Linked DNA regions of Homo sapiens: regions 1 and 2 are each linked to region 3. Evidence: chromatin contacts called from ENCODE Hi-C or POLR2A ChIA-PET data. All regions are on one chromosome and are shown on one strand. The core of a region is the stretch at or near the end of the contact, and the rest is flanking DNA. Distances in the headings are between cores, read along the strand shown.

Evidence for each region. Hi-C counts contacts between places; a loop is a spot of excess contacts on that map. ChIA-PET counts read pairs that join two places held with the same protein, here RNA polymerase II (POLR2A). Pooled maps may share reads with other maps.
Region 1: a map of CD8-positive, alpha-beta T cell shows a loop between it and region 3 (2.5-fold over the local background). The contact joins the promoter of DDX55 here to the promoter of DENR in region 3. A Hi-C loop is called at or near these places in 1 of 168 maps with a recorded cell type or tissue (CD8-positive, alpha-beta T cell), 1 of 37 single-sample maps with no recorded cell type and 6 of 50 pooled maps.
Region 2: a loop to region 3 is called in a map of CD4-positive, alpha-beta T cell, with 2.7 times the contacts of the local background. The contact joins the promoter of KMT5A here to the promoter of DENR in region 3. A Hi-C loop is called at or near these places in 1 of 168 maps with a recorded cell type or tissue (CD4-positive, alpha-beta T cell) and 3 of 50 pooled maps. POLR2A ChIA-PET finds 5 or more read pairs at or near these places in 2 of 52 experiments (BJ and OCI-LY7).

Annotation. Positions count from the first base shown.
Region 1 is chr12:123,600,512-123,604,256 of GRCh38, forward strand. DDX55 (DEAD-box helicase 55) reads left to right here and starts at 1,588. Exons shown (of 14, transcript NM_020936.3): 1 at 1,588-1,745. The coding sequence starts at 1,638. RefSeq lists a silencer at 1,950-2,059 and an enhancer at 2,300-2,349.
Region 2 is chr12:123,382,246-123,385,827 of GRCh38, forward strand. It overlaps KMT5A (lysine methyltransferase 5A), which reads left to right and starts at 1,887. Exons shown (of 8, transcript NM_020382.7): 1 at 1,887-1,963. The coding sequence starts at 1,954. RefSeq lists silencers at 858-1,080, 2,008-2,177 and enhancers at 1,045-1,775, 1,298-1,517, 2,358-2,517.
Region 3 is chr12:122,750,681-122,754,368 of GRCh38, forward strand. DENR (density regulated re-initiation and release factor) reads left to right here and starts at 2,144. Exons shown (of 8, transcript NM_003677.5): 1 at 2,144-2,270; 2 at 3,013-3,127. The coding sequence starts at 3,022. RefSeq lists enhancers at 640-1,501, 2,593-2,652 and a silencer at 2,403-2,452.

The DNA of each region.
Region 1 (3,745 bases), core at 338-2,837, 850 kb after region 3:
CCAGGCTGGTCTCAAACTCCTTACCTTAGGTGATCCGCCTGCCTCAGCCTCCCAAAGTGCTGGGATTACAGGCATGAGCCACCGCACCTAGCCCAGATAATTTCTTTTTCTTTTTTTTTTTGAGACTGAGTCTCGCTTTGTCACCCACGCTGGAGTGCAGTGGCGCAACCTCCACCTCCCTGGTTCAAGCGATTCTTCTGCCTCAGGCTCCTGAGTAGCTGGGACTACAGGCATGCGCCACCACGCCTGGCTAATTTCTGTATTTTTAGTAGAGACGGGGTTTCACCATATTGGCCAGGCTGGTCTCGAACTCCTGACCTTGAGATCTGCCCGCTTTGGCCTCCCAAAGTGGTGAGATTACAGGCGTGAGCCACCGTGCCAGGCCAATAATTTCTTTATGGCCAGTTTTTTCACAGAAAGGTGGAGAGAGAGTAATATTTTTAGGTTTTATGGCTGACTGTGGAGAAAAGGGATTCCTGTTTCTATGCTCCGTCATGGGCAAGAGGGATTCTTGAGTTTCTATGGCTAGCCTCAGAGAATCAGAGATCAGAGAGGGAGCAGAAGGTCAGAGAGAAACTTGCTTCTGAGGCTGCCTCTGGGGCCTTCATTTTGGGGTTTCGTTTTCAGAGCCTCAACAGGAGCAAGCCATGCACATAGGTGGAGGAGATAGGCCCTCATAGAGGGCACATAATGAGTGGTCAATAAAAGTTTGCTGAGTGAAGGCCGGGCGCGGTGGCTCACGCCTGTAATCCCAGCACTTTGGGAGGCCGAGGCGGGCGGATCACGAGGTCAGGAAATCGAGACCATCCTGGCTAACACGGTGAAACCCCGTCTCTACTAAAAATACAAAAAATTAGCCGGGCGTGGTGGAGGGCGCCTGCAGTCCCAGGTACTCGGGAGGCTGAGGCAGGAGAAGGGCGTGAACCCGGGAGGCGGAGCTTGCAGTGAACCGTTATAGCGCCCAGCCTCCAGCCTGGGCAACAGAGCGAGACTCCGTCTCAAACAACAACAACAACAACAACAACAACAAAAACAGCTTTCTGAGTGAAGTTGTATGTGGACATGAATGGCCCAGGCAAACAGTGAACAGAGGAATGGGACAGTGTTCTTAGTTAGGACTCTGACCCTAACTTCCGGGAAAGTAAACCAACATTCAGGACGTACCGGCCATCGGACCGCAACATTCAGGACGTACCGGCCATCAGCGGGTGCCTGTTTTGCAGGGCTGCTAACCCGGGTCCCCGACACGTTTCTCTGCCCACGGTAGCCAGCCCCGCTGTCCTTCGGCCTGGACGCGGTCCTGTGCTGCCACCTGCCTCCGAGGGGCAGAGAAAGTGGGAGGGCCGGGCCAGAATCCCTCCCGCCAAAACTCCTGCCCGGTGCGGAGAGGCGCCCGGAGCCCAGGGCGCTGTGCGGAGCGGGTGTAACTCCCCAGGCCTGCCCCGCCGCCTGCCTCCACCGTCCCGCGGACGCCTTTCCTCCCTCCCGCGGCGTGGGAGCCTTCGCCGCGCTCCGGAACTCTGCTGCTCCAGCGAAGTTCCCGGCCGGCCGCTGGAGCTGCGGGAAGCGGAAGTGCTCGTTGGGGGTGCACAAGGCGCGTTCGAGCAGCGGCGACCGACGCGGCGAAGGAGCGCGCCATGGAGCATGTGACAGAGGGCTCCTGGGAGTCGCTGCCTGTGCCGCTGCACCCGCAGGTGCTGGGCGCGCTGCGGGAGCTGGGCTTCCCGTACATGACGCCGGTGCAGGTATCGGTTCCCTGGCGTGGGGGAGTGAGGCTGGGAGAGGGGCAGGCACCCGCTGCATCGGACCCACAGGAGGTGATCGGACAGATCTGAGCCCTGGGGCGCTCATCCCTCCAGCTGGGGCTCTTGCCTTGTCTCCAGCTGCCCAGACTGGCGGAATGCGGAGCTGCCCGGCCAGCGAGCCGGCAGAGGGGCCGCGACCCACCCCGCCCTCGGGTGCTGTGGTCTCAAGCCTGGTTCTCATCCTGGCCCTGCTCGCTGTAGCTGTGAGACCTCGGGCAAATGGCTTAACCTCTCCGTGCTTCATTTTCCTTCTCTGTGAAATGACGAAAAAATAACACCCTCCTTATGGGGTTGCTGTGGGGACTAAATAAACCAGTCGGCACACTATGGGAGCTCAGTAAGGGTTACCGTTGTTATGCATCTCTTCAAGAATATTTCTTGAGGACCTGCTATGTGTCAGGAACTCTTCTAGGCTCTGGGGAGTTTGCAGTATTGGCATCTGCTCATAGCCTTACTTTCTAGTGCAAGAGCTAGAGAAAGGATAATTTCAGCTGCTGGTAAGTGTTATGAAAGAACTAAGACGGTTGTGATAGTGTCGCGCGAGGACTGCAGAGGAGGTGAGATAGGGTGTTAAGGAAGGCCTCTCTGAGGAGGTGCATTGAGCTGAGACCTCAGTGATTGAGAAGGAGCTGGCTCTGAGGTGACTAGGGGGAGATTATTCCACTGGAGAGAAATACCAGTGCACATAAATGCCCTGCGGCAGGCTGCAAATAGTTTGAGCAGCAGAAAGGAGGCCTTTGTGGCTGAACATCAAGAGTAGTGTAAGAGATGGATTGTGCAGGGTCTTGTAGGCGCTTGGATTTCATTCTAAATGTAGTGGGAAGCCATCTTATCTGGGAGGATGTTTAGGAAGGGAAGGGCTGTGATTTCTCTGTAGAGAGTGGCCTTTCCAGGCATAAGAGATGAAGCAGGCAGGTCGCTTAGGAGGCCATTGTCAGGTAAGAGATGATGGTGACTTGGAGTAGGGTGGAACCAGTGGATACTGAGAAGTCACATTTGGGATAGCTTTAAGGTTGCTAAGGGACTGGAAGTGGAGGTTAGGAAAGAAAAGACTACAGGACCTGAGGTTTTTATTCTTTTTTTTTTTTTTTTTGAGATGGAGTCTCGCTCTGTTGCCCAGGCTGGAGTGCAGTGGCGCGATCTCGGCTCACTGCAACCTCCGCCTCCTGGGTTCAAGCAATTCTCTGCCTGAACCTCCCAAGTAGCTGAGATCACAGGTGCCTGCCACCATGCCCGGCTAATTTTTTGTATTTTTAGTAGATACGGGGTTTCACCATCTCGGCCAGGTTGGTCTTGAACTCCTGACCTCCTGATCCACCCGCCTTGGCCTCCCAAAGTGCTGGGATTACAGGCTGAGCTACCGCACCCGGCTGATTTTTATTAGTAGCTGAGTGAATGGTGTTACCATTTCCCAAGAATGACTGGCGTGCGTATCAGGTTTCAGAGGGAAAGTCAAGAGTTCTTTTTTTTGTTTTTTGTTTGTTTGTTTGTTTTTAACTTTTTTGAGACGGAATCTTTCTCTGTTGCCCAGGTTGGAGTGCAATGACACGATCTCGGCTCACTGCAACTTCTGCCTCCCGGGTTCAAGCTATTCTCCCATCTCAGCCTTCCAAGTAGCTGGGGTTACAGGCATACACCACCACGCCTGGCTAATTTTTGTGTTTTTAGTAGAGACGGGATTTCGCCATGTTGGCCAGACTGGTCTTGAACTCCTGACCTCAGGTACGCCCGCCTTGGCCTCCCAAAGTGCTGGGATTACAGGAGTGAGCCACTGCGCCTGACCACAAGAGTCCTGTTTTTAAACACTGAGCTGGGTACAGTGGCACCCGCCTGTAGTACCATTTGTTTGGAAGGCTGAGGTGGGAGGATCCCTTGAGCCCAGGAGTTCAAGACCAGCCTGAGCAACATAGTGAGACCCGCATCTTCGAAATTAAAATAAA
Region 2 (3,582 bases), core at 637-3,136, 630 kb after region 3:
CCTCGTGATCCACCTGCCTCGGCCTCCCAGAGTGCTGGGATTACAGGTGAGAGCCACTGCACACTGCCACACTTCCACATATTTATGGAAGCTGTAAGGCATGTTGGAGATTACGGCACCAGCTCCTTCATTTGACAGGTAGGGAAATGGAAGGCCAGAGAGCTGAACTGATGTGCCAAGTGACACAGTGACTTTGTGACAAAAGTGTCCTTTTCTACCTTTCCCAGTGCTTTCACATATATCATTTTATTTTCCTTTCCTATTTTCCTGGTGCTTTGGAAGAGTCTTTGGGCAATGGTTGGGTCTCCAAAACCTTTTCAATTACCAAAGAGACAGGATGGATTAGTGACCTCGTCCCACACCCCTGGGAGGGGCCCCAGGGAAGAGCAGTAGTAACTGGACGCCTTCCCTGAGTCCAAAGCAGACACTCCAGGACACCTGATTCTCTGGGAACATACTGACTGAGCCCCCTCTCTCAGAGGGGAACAGCGAATACTTGCTTCCCTCGGGATAAGGTAGCCATTTAGTGTTTGAACAGTGGAGAGACTGACCCAGGCCCTGCAATTACATTGCTGGGTGACCTTGGGCAGCGCGTAAGTGACCCGCTTCCTCTATTGCCCCATCTGTAAAATGGGTGGGTGTGAAGCATTAGGATCTTTGCGGTCCTGGAAGGACCTTCCCTACTGACCCAGTTAGTTGGTAGGAGTTGTGTCTGTGGGTTTTTTTTTTTTTCTTTTTTTGAGACGGAGTCTCGTTCTGTCGCCCAGGCTGGAGTGCAGCGGCGTGATCTCGGCTCACTGCAAGCTCTGTCTCCCGGGTTCACGCCATTGTCCTGCCTCGGCCTCCCAGGTAGCTGGGACTACAGGCGCCCGCCACCACGCCCGGCTCATTTTTTTTGTATTTTTAGTAGAGACGGGGTTTCACCGTGTTAGCCAGGATGGTCTCGATCTCCTGACCTCGTAATCCACCCGCCTCGGCCTCCCAAAGTGCTGAGATTACAGGCGTGAGCCACCGCGCCCGGCCGGGTTTTGAATACTGGAATATTCAATAAACCTTTTTTTTTTTTTTTTTTTTTGAGACAGTGTTTCGCTCTTGTTGCCCAGGCTGGAGTGCAATGGCGCGATCTCGGCTCACCGTAACCTCTGCCTCCCGAGTAGCTGGGATTACATGCTATTCTCCGGCCTCAGCCTCCCGAGTAGCTGGGATTACATGCATGCGATACCACGCCCGGCTAATTTTGTATTTTTAGTAGAGACTGGGTTTCTCTATATTGGTCAGGCTGGTCTCGAACCACGGACCTCAGGTGATCCGCCCGCCTCAGCCTCCCAAAGTGCTGGGATTACAGGCATGAGCCACCGCGCCCGGCCAAAACCTTTCAAACCTGAGAATGAATGGATCAAACTGCTGGAGAGGTCGGTGTGCTGGAGTTGCTAAACTGCTGGGAGACTCAGGTTTCCCAGCTCTTAAGGGAAGATCGAGGGGTCAAAGGTCGGGTTCCGGTCAAGCCCACAGAGAACCGGAAGTCCCAGATCCGGTCGGCTCGGAGCCCAGGGCTCCAGCCGGGCTACTCACGCTCCGGAGGCGGAGCTTCAGCAGCGGGAGGGGGAGGAATCTGGGGCCTCCCAATGGCAGCTCGGGTGTCTTCCATCGCAGCCATTCAACGTCTGGCGACGGTCAAATTTAAACACCCCTCCCACCTCCTCCGCCGGGACCTGTCGGGAAAGCGTTTGCAGTTATTGCGGCGGCTGGACACGCCCCGCCGCCGAAGAGGCGGGAGAAGGGCGGGGCCTTTCTCCGAGTTGGCCTATCACTACGGGCAGCCTGCGGAGAGGCGGGAGGCGGCGCCAATCGGGGCGAGCAGCTGGAGCCCGGCGGAGCAGTTGGCTGAGTTGTTGCAACTTTTTTCGAAAGCTGGGTTTCCCGGGAGATCCCAGGCGGTGACAGAGTGGAGCCATGGCTAGAGGTATTTGCCCAAGTGGCCGGCACCGGAGCGGCTGGGTCGGGGGTCGTGCTGGAGGGGTTGCCGGGGTGGAGGCAGCGGCTGCGGGGAGGCGTCCTCCTCGGGTGGCTCGGGGCAAGCTTGGGGACCCGCGTGGGGGGAGAGGGGGTGCTGCTGCGGAACCCGCCGGCCCCCCCTTGCGGCTCCAGATGCCCCCAGAAACCCTTCCCACTGCCGTGCTTCTGTTTCCCTTCTATGAAGTGAACACCTGCGGGCCTGCCTCTCCACGGCAGCAGATCCATATGTCAGAGCTCTTTGGAAACTAAAGCGCAGGGCACCTCCAGGGAATAGGTGTTATTGATAGAAGTGGGGCGGGGGCAGGAGTGAGGCTTCGCCCACTTTGGGGCCCTCTCTCTTTGGGAAAGGAGGTGATCCCGAGGCGAAGGCGCAGATCGATAACCTGCATATTGGGGTGCGCGTCAGGGTGGACACCGCAGCAGGCGCCTTTCCTCCCTCCCCACGTCCTGAGTCAGCTCTGCGCCGCTGGAGCGAAGGCCGGGCCCCGCTGGCCCACTTTGGGGTAAAACGGGTTCCTGGCATCTCGCGGGCGCGGTCGTTCGCCCCGCATCTGGTCAGGACTTCGCCCCCCGGTAGATGGCTTGGGTGGGCTTGTACAGCCCTGGGAGGCGATGCCCTGTCTGAAGTCCTCTGCATACTTAGTTGGCTGTCAGGACAGTGCCTCCCAGGTATGCGGCAAAGAGATCTCCAACCGCTTGGTCATTTCCAGCCACTGCGTCTCCTTCACGCCAAAGGGCCAAAAACTTGAGCGTGAAAGTTGAGTAGAATTAGTATTAAAAAAAAAAAAAAGTTTTGGTATTATATTTTTCTCAAAATTTCAAGGCTTCAAGTGTTAGTAGGAATTTGCTTTAGTGCAGTATGCTCCCTATAGCAATAATAATGAATAAAATAATGATTCATTCAGTAAATATCTATTGGGTCCCTTTGTTTTCAGGCCCTGAAGTCAGTTGCATCATCTATTCTCCTAGCATCCCTAGAGGTTCTTTTGGGATAAGACTTACCCAGAGCCTGATGAAAAAATGAGGCATAGTAAACTTCAGGTTAAAGAGCTTCATCACTCAACTCTTGGAGAAAATTAATACTAATATTTTTCCTTTGAAAAGTGTTAAGCATCTAAAAGTATATTTAACATTATCTGACTAATTTATCTGACAAATTTTAATAAAACTATGCTTCCTGGGTTCATTTTTCTCATCACAGCAAAATCATTTAAACTACTTGTTTTAAAAGTAGTGCATTAATTAATATATGAAGAAAACTAACCATCTATCATTGAAATACTTAAAATATGACTAAATAATAATTATGGCCAGGCATGGTGGCTCACACCTGTAATCCTAGCACTTTGGGAGGCCAAGGCGGGCAGATCACCTGAGGTCGGGAGTTCGAGACCAGTCTGACCAACATGGAGAAATCCCGTCTCTACTAAAAATACAAAATTAGCCGGGCATGGCAGCGCATGCCTGTAATCCCAGCTACTTGGGAGGCTGAGGCAGGGAGAATTGCCTGAACCTGGGAGGTGGAGCTTGCAGTGAGCCGAGATTACGTCACCGCACTCCAGCATG
Region 3 (3,688 bases), core at 894-3,393:
GTACAGAAAATCTACAAGAATAGTATGAAGAAACTCCCATGTGTTTACCCAAAATCACCAAACATACACACTTCTCACATTTGTTTTAGAATTCTCTGAGAGCAAGAGTGAGAGAAAGGTTCTAGAATACGTTGTTTTATCTGCAGGATCCAACTATTCTTGAAACCAAGATCTATTCCTGAAGGGGTGGGTTGCCCCTCCACGCCTGTGGGCATTTCTCGTCAGGTGGAACGAGAGGCTTGGAAAAGAAAGAGACACAGAGACAAATTGTAGAGAAAGAAAAATGGGCCCAGGGGACCGGCGTTCAGCATACGGAGGACCCGTGCCCGCACCGGCCTCTAAGTTCCCTTAGTATTTATTGATCATTAGCAGGCATTTCCCGGACAGGGGGATGTGCCAGGATAATAGGGTATAATAGTAGAGAGAAGGTCAGCAGGAAAACATGTGAACAAATGTCTCTGCATCATAAACATGGTAAAGAAAAAAGTGCTGTGCTTTTGATGTGCATATACATAAACATCTCAATGCCTTAAAGAGCAGTATTGCTGCCAGTATGTCCCACCTCCAGCCCTAAGGCGGTTTTCCCCTATCTCAGTAGATGGAATATACAATCGGGCTTTACACCGAGACATTCCATTGCCCAGGGACGAGCAGGAGACAGATGCCTTCCTCTTATCTCAACTGCACAGAGGTGTTCCTTCCTCTTTTACTAATCCTCCTGAGCACAGACCCTTTACAGGTGTCGGGCTGTGGAATGGTCAGGTCTTTCCCTTCCCACGAGGCCATATTTCAGACTATCACATGAGGAGAAACCTTGGACAATACCTGGCTTTCCTAGGAAGAGGTCCCTGCGGCCTTCTGCAGTGTATTGTGTCTCTGGGTACTTGAGATTAGGGAGTGGTGATGATTCTTAAGGCGCATGCTGCCTTCAAGCATTTGTTTAACAAAGCACATCCTGCACAGCCCTTAATCCATTTAACCCTCAGTTGACACAGCACAGGTCTCAGGAAGCACAGGGTTGGTGGTAGGGTTACAGATTAACAGCATCTCAAGGCAGAAGAATTTTTCTTAGCACAGAACAAAATGGAGTCTCTTATGTCTACTTCTTTCTACACAGACACAGTAACAATCTGATCTTTCTTTTCCCCATATATTCCCATACTCTTACATTTTTCTTTTTTTCATTAAAAAAAATTGTAGGCCGGGCGCGGTGGCTCACGCCTGTAATCCCAGCACTTTGGGAGGCGGAGGCGGGAGGATCCCTTGAGTCCGGGAGTTCGAGACCAGCCTGGACAGCATAGGGAGATTCCCCCACCTCTATAAACAAATTAAAAATTAGCTGGGTGTGGTAACGCGCGCCTGTATTCCCAACTACTTGGGAGGTCGAGGCTGCAGTGAACCGTGTTTGTGCAACTGCACTCCATCCAGCCTAGGTGACAGAGTGAGACCCTGTCAAAACATAAAGAAAAGGATGAAGGAAGGGAGGGAGGAAGGAAGGAAGGGAGGGAGGAAGGAAGGAAAGAAGGAAGGAAGGGAGGGAGGGAGGGAAGGGGAAGAAAGAGACAGAAAGAAGAGAAAGAAGAAAGAAAAGAAAGAACAGAAAAGAAAGAAAAAAGAATTCCTTTAATTTAGTGTATGGTGTTAAAACGCAACCAAACGCTCCATCCGGCGAAGAGAGAGAGAAAAGAAGAGAGGAAGGAAAGAAGGAAGGGAGGGAGGGAGGGAGGGAGAACACCTTCCTTTAATTCAGTGCATGGTGTTAAAATGCGACCAAACGCTCTATCCGGCTGCAATCTCCCCGCACGGGAGTGATTTATGCAGTAGCTGGAGGTTAGTCAGGACTCCAGGATGCACCGCAGACACCGAGGCGATGATCCTCGGACTCATTAATAGGGAGTCATTTGTGACTCAGGTGCGCTCTCTGCGTCTGCAAGTCACGTTCCCTTCGGCACGCCCATCTCGAGGATTCATCCTCTCCAACGGGTGACGAGCACCGCCTGCCGGCGGCCCGCCTCTCGGCCTCTTGGCCACGCCCCCCACCGGAGGGCAAGGCGCACGCTCCGCAATTTTTCTCCGCCCCCGTCTTCCGGCTTCTCGCGACATCCGCCCAGCGGCGGCCGGAATCTCGCGATAAAGGCTCATTGTCTCGCGGGAGCGCTGCTGGCGGTCGGGCGCTCGGGCGGCCCTGGCCGGGGAGACGAGTTGCATGTGTTGGTTCAGCTGGCGATAGCGGCGGGAGCGGAGCCGGCGGGGCCTGTGCGACCGCCTGGGTAACGACCCCAAGTGCTTCTCCCGCTCCCGAGAAGCTCGTAGAGAGTGTGGGGGAAGCTGAGATGCTGCCTGGCGGAAGGGGGCCGGGCCGGGCCTCTCCACACCCCCGCCCACAAGGGCCCCTTCTGGCGTCCCCGGGGTTGCTCCTTCGCCTCAGACCTGGTCGCCCTTGTCCCCTCAGTGCTCTTACATTCTGCGCTCGTTTTCTCTCCTCATCCTTCTTACGCTCTGGTTACCCCGCCCCCTCCCATGCCCTTTTTAGACTCCCCAGGCCCCTCTCATGGCGTTTAGTTGCCCCCACACCCTGCACCCCGGGCTTCTCCGATGACCCACCCCTTGTTCCTAGGCACTTCCAGCCTCTCTCCATTCGGCGCCTTTGTAGCCCTTCTCTCACTGCAGTTTGCATCCCTCCCAGATCACCCTCAGACCTTTTTGCTCCGTGTCTGCCGTGGGTACTCACCCCATCTTTCCTTCCCCATTGCTTCCTGTTTTTCTCTAGTGAGTCCCTCTGCCCCATCCTTCATGGTCCATTTGCTGCTTGCTTCCCTGTAGACCTGTGGAGCAAGGAGATGTTGTGCCTGGGATTGCTCATATTTTATGAATCGAATGCAGCTTGTATCCCCCACTCAACAACAGACTTGAAACAGCTTTGGGGTGGGGAGGTTTCTGTTGAGAGGAACACTGCTCTTCTGGGGTCTTGATTCTAAAATAGTGAGGGTGTGTTATTTTCCTTGCTTACAGGTTTGTGAAATGGCTGCTGACATTTCTGAATCCAGCGGGGCTGACTGCAAAGGAGACCCAAGGAACAGTGCCAAGTTAGATGCCGATTACCCACTTCGAGTCCTTTATTGTGGAGGCAAGTGTTGGTAGCCACAGAATGACTTTTACTCACTATACTTTTATGCATTGTAATAACAGTTTGACATTTGGTAAGCTTTCTTCCCCATCCTTTTCATTTGGTGAGTTTGTACTGGGGGAGAGGAGTCCTGGGGAGGAGGAGGCATGAATTAACAGAGTTTCCCCACCTGGGTGATTTGTGTCTGGCTACTCTGCCTGAAGAAGCTTACAGTCCATTTGTAACAGGATGTGCAACTAGGTTATTTCAGCCTGAAGGTCCTCAAGGTGTATGCTAGTCTAGCTGTCAAAGGAGGGCTTCTTGGAAGATTATGAGTTAAGGATGGCAAGGACTGGATGAGAAGGTGGGGAACGGCGTCCCAGACAAAGCGCACGACTATGTAAGAAAAAGCTTGATGGCTGTCTGTGAAGAAGTGAGCAGCTTTGAGTTTGTCTGGTGTATCGTATAGGGAGGGTGGCCCGTTAAGGAGTGGGAGAAGGTGAGGTTGGAGTGTTGGGTGGTAGGACAGTGAGGAAAGTCTTCTTGGTTTGAATCATGATATATGTATTAGGTTTAATCAAG